Linked DNA regions of Homo sapiens: region 2 is linked to region 1. Evidence: chromatin contacts called from ENCODE Hi-C or POLR2A ChIA-PET data. All regions are on one chromosome and are shown on one strand. Each heading gives the region's core, a stretch centred on a gene start or an enhancer-like site at or near the end of the contact. The rest is flanking DNA. Distances are from core to core; before and after follow the strand shown.

Evidence for each region. Hi-C counts contacts between places; a loop is a spot of excess contacts on that map. ChIA-PET counts read pairs that join two places held with the same protein, here RNA polymerase II (POLR2A). Pooled maps may share reads with other maps.
Region 2: a loop to region 1 is called in a map of heart right ventricle, with 7 times the contacts of the local background. The contact joins two enhancer-like sites. A Hi-C loop is called at or near these places in 24 of 168 maps with a recorded cell type or tissue (Calu3, IMR-90, PC-9 and 13 more), 2 of 37 single-sample maps with no recorded cell type and 15 of 50 pooled maps. POLR2A ChIA-PET finds 5 or more read pairs at or near these places in 6 of 52 experiments (AG04449, AG04450, BJ and 3 more).

What each region holds. Positions count from the first base shown.
Region 1 is chr6:11,607,177-11,611,119 of GRCh38, reverse strand. No RefSeq gene overlaps it. Among named protein-coding and RNA genes, the nearest start is that of TMEM170B, 71 kb to the right of the region's middle. RefSeq lists an enhancer at 1,265-1,806. Within about 2 kb of position 1,644, at least 13 of the 41 ENCODE cell types and tissues checked have a DNase peak (open chromatin) inside an H3K27ac peak, as active enhancers do; they include heart right ventricle, where a contact is called at or near this core.
Region 2 is chr6:11,648,604-11,652,702 of GRCh38, reverse strand. No RefSeq gene overlaps it. Among named protein-coding and RNA genes, the nearest start is that of TMEM170B, 110 kb to the right of the region's middle. RefSeq lists enhancers at 1,362-1,967, 1,968-2,573. Within about 2 kb of position 2,367, at least 2 of the 41 ENCODE cell types and tissues checked have a DNase peak (open chromatin) inside an H3K27ac peak, as active enhancers do; they include heart right ventricle, where a contact is called at or near this core.

The DNA of each region.
Region 1 (3,943 bases), core at 395-2,894:
CAGCTGCCCTTTTTTCCTTTTGGTCTATGTCTTCATTTTCAGAGGAAGTATATGGTTAATTCAGGGAAGTGCATGAGTAAGAAAGAACAGAATAGGGTCCGTTGGTCGTTAGTATTTGTTATTAATAGAATGCCATTGCCTTCTTTCTTGTGTCAAAGCAAGTTCTGCTTCAAATGGAAAATGTGCCCTCTTGGAGCTGTCAGTGTCCCTCCTCCTTCCTCACCTCACCTTCCTTGGTTGTCCATGCTTACCTTGTATTTGCTTTGAGTCTCCCCTGAATCCCCACACGTGGTGGGTCCACTGGAATTCTGTGTCCAGGGGGCATCGCGAACACTGTATGTGAATGAGCAGCAAGGATCAATGGACATGCATGTTGCATGTCACTACTCAGCTCACATGCATGCTCCGTTTTCATGTTGGAGTACACCTGCAAGATCCGAGTTCAAAGGTATTAAGGATTCATTAAGGATTAATAATTTATTAATCCTTATTAAAGATTTTACCATGGCAACAGCAGAATGTTAAACCGGATATGAGATGCTTGTGAGTTCAGGGCCCTGGGTAGGTCACTCAACTGTGATGCTAACTTTGATCACAGAGAAAGGGAGGCCATGGCATGTTGAACACCCCTAAGTGGGAATCACGCTTCTGCATTACAACCAGAGGCAAGGCACTGAACTCTCTAGTCATCAGAGTCCTTATAAGATGAATGTCTTGTACATGATAATCATGAAGGTATTATTTCTAAACACTTTATCATTCAACCAAGGTGAGAGGGCTTCTTGAAGTTCTTTATTATGTTCAAGCAGGTCTCGTTTAAAACCAAGAGTGAATTTAAAGAACACAACTGTCCCTTTGTTTGGGATTCCCCTGCACTCACTAATATCATTTAGATAAGTTAAAAAAAAATCCTGATAGCTTTTGAATATTTTTGGCAAGAGCAAAATTTTTTCTAGATGGCCAGAAAAATTCCATGATTATTTTTTTTTCTCTTAAATGCAGGGGGCTTTGCAGGCTTCTAATTTTTAAGCCTGAGTGCATCTGCAGACACACATAGACACACGCACGCCCTTGGTTTCCCCTCTGGCCCACACCAGCGTGGCATGGCCCAGACAGCTGCGGTTTGTTGTGTTCGCTGGTTTCCAGCTGTGGTCCTTGCACCTGTCCTCACCCGTGTTTTGTACATTCTGGAATGTCTGCTGGTTTTCCTTATCAGACGCGTGGAAGAACATAAACATGTCACCTCTTCCTAACAAGACTTCCAGAGTGTGTGTGTGTGTGCGTGTATTTGTGGGACTTCCTAGAAACCAGGGCTGTTTTCTCTTGCCAGGCGCCACAGCAGGCCTTCCTGTGCAGGAGGTCATTTCAATAAGGACTCTCGGAGCTTAGTAAGCAGAGAAAAGAAGGTCATTCCCAGACAGGATGTTGGGAAGACGCCCGGCATGAGCCTTGCTGGGCAAGAGACGCCAACCGGACCAAGAATGTGGGCCAGTCCCCCAGGAAGTTATTCATGAGCCTGCACTGTATGATAAACAGGCAACCAAAGCCTTTTCTAAACAACTAAAATAACAATGCTCCAAATTCCAGAAAATCCTCAAACAATGACTGGACATTCCTTATCCCCTATTTGCTTATTTGTTCACCAAGTACTTTCAAAGAAACCAGAAACTGAAGTTCTGACTTGGGTTTCAGAGCAGGAATAAAGTGTGAGAAGATGTGCTGGCCACGCCGCACTCCCTGGGGACATTCTTCCTTTCAGGGGAGTCTCCCCTTGCCACGCCAGCCCAGCCTTCCAGAACCCTTGTCACTCCCAGTGGCAGTTGAAGGCTGAAAGCCAGCATGGACTAGCTTTAAGACAGGTCAGCAGGATGGGGCCGAAAACAGGGAGAAGCTTCTATGGTTTACGGGATCAAAAGATGTAAATTGGTCAGGTTAGAAAATTATTCCTGAATAAGCAAAAAAACTATTCGGGGAGCTGGAAATGTGCTATATATCTACATGACTTGAAAGAGATATCAAAATTCCTTGAGGGCATGTATTGTTTAAATTGTAATATACATTCACTTGCTACACAATGACACTTCAGTCAAAGGCAGATGCATATACAATGGTGGTCCTGTAAGATGATAGTATTTTTACTGTACTTTTGTATGTTTAGCTACACAGATACTTACCATTGCATCCCAGTGGTTTATAGTATTCAGTACAGTACCATGGGGTCCAGGTTTGCAGCCTAGGAATGATAGGGTCTACCGTATAGTGTAAGTGTGTAGTGGGCTATGCCACCTCGGTTTGTGTAACTCTGATGGTCACACAACGATGAAATAACCTAATGAAGCATTTCTCAGAAGAGATCCTCATTGTTAAGCAGCACATAACTGTGTATGTATAATAGTATGATTATATGTGTGTGTACACATATATAATGTATACATAATTTGCATAATTATGAAATAATATTCTGTACACATATATAATGTATACATAATAATTTACATAATTATGAAATAATATTCTGAGTATCATTTTATAGATATAAATGTCTACAGAATCTAAGTCTGCAAGTAGTAAGATGACGGGTGGATATATGCACATATATCTTCTAACACTTGTTTATAGGTAAGACCCATTCTTCATTGGAAGAAATAGAAACTCTTGTCATTTTTCTCACTGGTTCAGTAAAATTGCACTTGGAAACTTCAATGCAATCTTCTCTCTACTGTCCCGGCTGCAGGCCAGAACACCCAGTTTCTTCTTTTTTGCTGTGGGGCTTAAGACTCTAATGTATGCGGTTTATCTATTCTTTACTGTTGGCAATCTGTATCCCACACTCCCCTCTCCCTTATAATGAGAGCTTTGAAGGGAACAATTTTTTGTTGTTTCCTTGTTCCCCAAGTACACAAAGCAGTGACTGGCACATACTAGACACTCAAAATTAATTTTGAATGAATAAATGCATCTAGCCTCACTTCCAAAATTCAAAAACACCAGATATTTACCAGACACCAGTGAATACTTCTGATTAATGTGGACCTAAATGGAAGACTGGATTGGTATTAACATGGTACTTTCTGGAGAATAGAAAACTCAAACCCACAAACATACAATTAGGATTTGACAAAAGGGCCATCACGGGTGTCAAGAAGGATACATTTTAATGGGACAGACAGAAGAACCTGGACCATCTGGAACAACACACAGAAATGAGCCCCTGCCCACAAGCCCAAGGAATCTCTACCCTTAGACATCCTTGAAGCCAGTGCTCTGAAATGGCCAGTTTCCATCTTGTCTGTTGGTAGAAGAAAGGCTGCAAAGAGAGACTTCAGGATTTTCCCAAGCTCTCTTTTCCCAAGATTCTGTGAATTTCTCCGTCCATCTCCCAGGGGCAGGAATTCACACCACATCAAACCTCCCGACAATGCTGGCAGCGTGGCTGGTGTGAAAGAGACTCTGGACTTGGATCAAGAAGGGATGGAGTAGAGTGAGGCTGAGATCAAAAAGCAGGAAGAACAGCCTGGGGAAAGAGCTGGGGAGGAGCTGGCTCTGCTCTTTGCACTTACACCGGTTTCTACTGGACCAGCTTTAGTTCTGCAGCATTTTCCAGAAAGCCTTTTCCTGGCAACGTTGAGATTATTTCTAAAATAAACACAAACCACTTTGCATCTCTCTCCGTAGGCTGTGATGAACAGAAAGAGGCCTTGGAGAGCCGTGGGACTCAGGAGCTGGAGCCAGGCTTGAGACGGGGTCCAGAAGGAGCAAGATGGGATGCCTTTGGACTGAGACCTTAAATTCCACCCAGTTTATTACAACCATGCTCACTCCTCTACCTGCCCTGCCCCAATCGGTGCAAACTGCCTTCTCCAGTCTTGCTTCCTCTCTAATCCATAGGTTGTCTCTGTTTTAAGAAGGCAAGTGGCCAGTGAGAGCCTTAAACTACCTTAGT
Region 2 (4,099 bases), core at 1,118-3,617, 41 kb before region 1:
TCTACTAAAAATACAAAATTAGCCAGGCATGGTGGCACATGCCTGTAATTCCAGCTACTGGGGAGGCTGAGGCAGGAGAATCGCTTGAACCTGGGAGGTGGAGGTTGTGGTGAGCTGAGATTGCGCCATTGCACTCCAGCCTGGGCAACTTCCAGAGTGAAACTGTCTCAAAAACAAACAAAAAAAAGAAATCTCTGGTGCGGCTGGGCATGGTGGCTCACACCTGTAATCCCAGCACTTTGGGAGGCCAAGGCGGGTGGATCACCTGAGGTCAGGAGTTCGAGACCAGCCTGGCCAATGTGGTGAAACCCTGTCTCTACTAAAAATACAAAAAATTACCTAGTTGTGGTGGCACACACCTGTAATCCCAGCACTTTGGGAGGCCGAGTCGGGCAGCTCACTTGAGGTCAGGAGTTGGAGACCAGCCTAGCCAACATGGCAAAACCCCGTCTCTACTAAAAACACAAAAATTAGCCAGGCGTGGTTGCGCACACCTGTAATCCCAGCTACTCAGGAGGCTGAGGCAGGAGAATTGCTTGAACCCGGGAGGCAGATGCTGCAGTGAGCCGAAAACATACCACTGCACTCCAGCCTGAGCAACAGAGCGAGACTCTGTCCCCAACTCGCCCCAGAAAAGAAAAATCTCTGGTTCCATCAGAACCAAGAGTGGCCCAACAAAGGGCTGACCAGTCCAGCTTCCTGGTCATGGAGGTCACACTGATGCTAATGGATCAAGTTGGCAAGCTTGACATTTAATGTAAAACTGCTAGCATCAGATTATTTGGGGCCAACGTTCCCCCAGTGCTTAAGAATCACTGTTATAAATTCTTCTTCCTTGCAGCTCTCAGAACTGATCCCTCCTCTCTTTGGCACGTATCTCTGCCTCAGTTCCAGCTCTCAGCCCCCTCCCTGAATCCCACAGCACCTCCCAACTATGTCCCTGCCTTCAATCTGCCCCATCATCCCCAATCCCTACATTGCTGCCAGAGTGAGCTCTCTGACATGTCTGTCTGAGGTGATGGATATTATTGGGTGTCTCTCAGCATCATTCTGTCTTCTTCTTTAAACAGAGACTGGATTTCGTTCAGACACCTAAATCTCCCACCTTTGCCCTATGCTTCTAGGAAAGCTGTCTCTTCTCCCTTTTCCTTGGGCAGGCCTGATTGATCGAAGAGTTAGCCTATCCACTTACCAGTGACTGTTTTAATATTGGTCCATGTTTCAGTTCTGGACAATGTTCTGGAAGGAAAGGTTTGTGGCTGCTTCTGGGAATATTCTTCACTTCTTATCTGCAGGCCATGAAACGTGTAAAATTCTGCCATGACACTATCACACTGCCTTACTCATTTATGTGTTTGGATCCCTACAGAGACTGTAAGCTCATAGCGTAGGCCTTCTCTTACTCTACTCTTCATCCCACTCCTAATACTGGCACATAGTAGACCTTCAAATAACAGTTGCTGAATGAATGAATGAATGAAGGAATGATGTTTAAATTATCAAGGGTGGTGAATCTTCCCAAAGCACTTCCTAACAGACAAAGGGACAGAGATCCTACTCCACAATAAAAGAGCATCCACTTATTGATGATGTTTGCTATAAACTCACATCTGTTGCAGCTGCCTTTTCCAGAACACAATGCCAGGCCAGATGTCAACCTTCTTTCCTAAGTAGGAAGTGTTTCCTAAGTCACATACACAAGAAGACCTCTCTACAGGATGTTATGATTGCCCCTTAAAGGCAGCAACAAAGCAAGGTTTTAGGACACCAGAGTCAGATGCACTTTGAACACCCTGTCTTCTCAGCAGAGGCAACATCATGTACTGGCCTGAATCATCAAAATCAACAAGACAGGTAGTACAGAAGGGTATGAACTTGAAGCAGAAGGGACCCTGGCCTCACCGGCAGGGCATTACAATTTGAAGTGGACATAAAGCATAATCACCAAAGACATTAAATTAAAAATCCTGCCTGCCCCCATAAAGCCCAGAGGACAAATTAGTAGAGTTGTATACAGGCTGCAATGGAATCATTTGCAATTAAGAGCAGTAATTTAGCTTCTGTTCCTGTAATTATAACTGCTCCTGTGTGGACAGACAGATCCCTCATTGTGTCTGGAACAATCGCAGCATTCCAAACATAAAGCAAGCCAAAGTAGCATACCCCAGGGCCGCCTCTTTCAACAAGCTATCGCTCAACAGCCCCCCGGTGCAGCCGGCTTGAGGGCCCAGTTTCCTGCCATTGTTAGCCTGCTGAGCCTGGAATTCCATCCAAATGGGTTTGACCCCTTTGCTAAACAGCAGTGCATATTTCCCTGATTAGTATATTCCTGTGTTTAGATGGGAAGTGGCAAGGTTGGGGGAGGTGAAGGGAGAAAGACAAGGAAAATAATAAGGAAAAACAACTCCATTCTATTCATACAATGATGATAGCAACCTGGAACTCTGGCTTCATCTGCAAGTGTAATATCCGTGCTACTCATGCATAAATAAATATTCATCCATCAAAAATTCTGTGTTATGTGCATGCCATAGACTAACCAGGCTAGGAATGAGCATGCACACCTGACTTCATTAATAAGTAGTTATTGCTATGGGGGGTCTGTTTATTCTAAGAACATGCAGAAAATTATAAACTATAATCTCCTTGTGGTTGTCCTTAATTACGTGAGTTCTGTCCCTCAAGGATATTTCCTTCTGACAATGACACTGAAGAGGGGCCTTTTGGTATTCGGCAACTGGAGTGATTCCTGCATATATAGGACTGCCCTTCTCCACACCACATCTTCTCCCACCGTACCCTACTTCCTGCTGTTTCGTCTAATGCTACAGTTTCTATCCATTCATTTTGCCTTTTATATTAATCTGGAATTCCCTCTTACAGATCACTTCACCATGTATTCCTTAGCAAACATTTTTATCACCACGTTTATTAATGTCTATTTGTTAATGACCCAAAGGCAAAGAAAAAATAATTCACCGTTTAAAGTCCTACGAGGTTATCAAAATTAAAAACATATATGATTTAAAGACACCATCAAGAAAGTGAAAAAGCCCATAGAGTGGAAGAAAAGTTTCACAAATCATACATTTAATAAGGGACTTGTATCTAGAATATATAGGGAACTATGACAACTCAAGACAAATAACCCAGTTGAAAGCAGGCAAGAAGCTGAACAGACATTTTACCAAAGAAGACATACAAGTAGCCAGCAAGCACATGAAAAGATGTTGGGTGTCATTAGCCCCCAAGGATCAATCAAAACCACAATAGGATACCACTGTTACGTGCGGGTCTTTGTTCTTAGAGCTCCCAAGATATGGCGGGCCACTCTCAAGACGGGGGCAAGCCTCTTATTCTCTGACCTGGGGTTCTTGGCCTCACGGATTCCAAGGAATGGAAGCTTGGGCCATGCGGTGAGTGTTATAGCTCTACTAGAAGCCGTGAGTCACAGAAGAGAACCCTGGAACCCAGCAACTAGCGTTCAGCTCGATTAGGACGAACCCTGGGCCCTTAGCCATGCAGGAACAATAGCGAGCCTCCAGCCCGATTGGGAGCGGCAATGGGCGTCTCGCTGGATCAGAAGCACAGTGGACAACCTGACGGATCCAGAGGGGTGGAAGTCAGAGGCGGGTCTGTGACGGCGGCAAACGGCAGTAGTGGACCGCGAACGAAAGCTCAGCTCGAGCCATAACAAACATGGACCAGAAGAGTGTGCAGTTGCAAGATTTAATAGAGTGAAAACAGAGCTCCCATACAATAGGAAGGGACCCAAAGGGGGTTGCTGCTCCCTGCCCGAATGCCTGGGTTTATATCCCGATCATTGTCCCTCCCCCTGTGCTCTCAGGCGATATATGATTTGACTATTTCTTTATCCTCCTGCTTTAGCCTAATTTATATTTTAGTGAGCCCTCTTTACTACCTAATTGGTTGGGTGTGAGTTGAGTTACAGGCCCAGTGTTTAAATGTAGGTGCGGTCACCTTTCCCAGCTAGGCTGTGGAATTCTTAGTCGGCCTAAGAAATCTGGCTAGTCCTGTCTGTCACCACTTCACACCCACTAAAATAACTCTAACAGAGAAGACAGATAATAACAAGTGT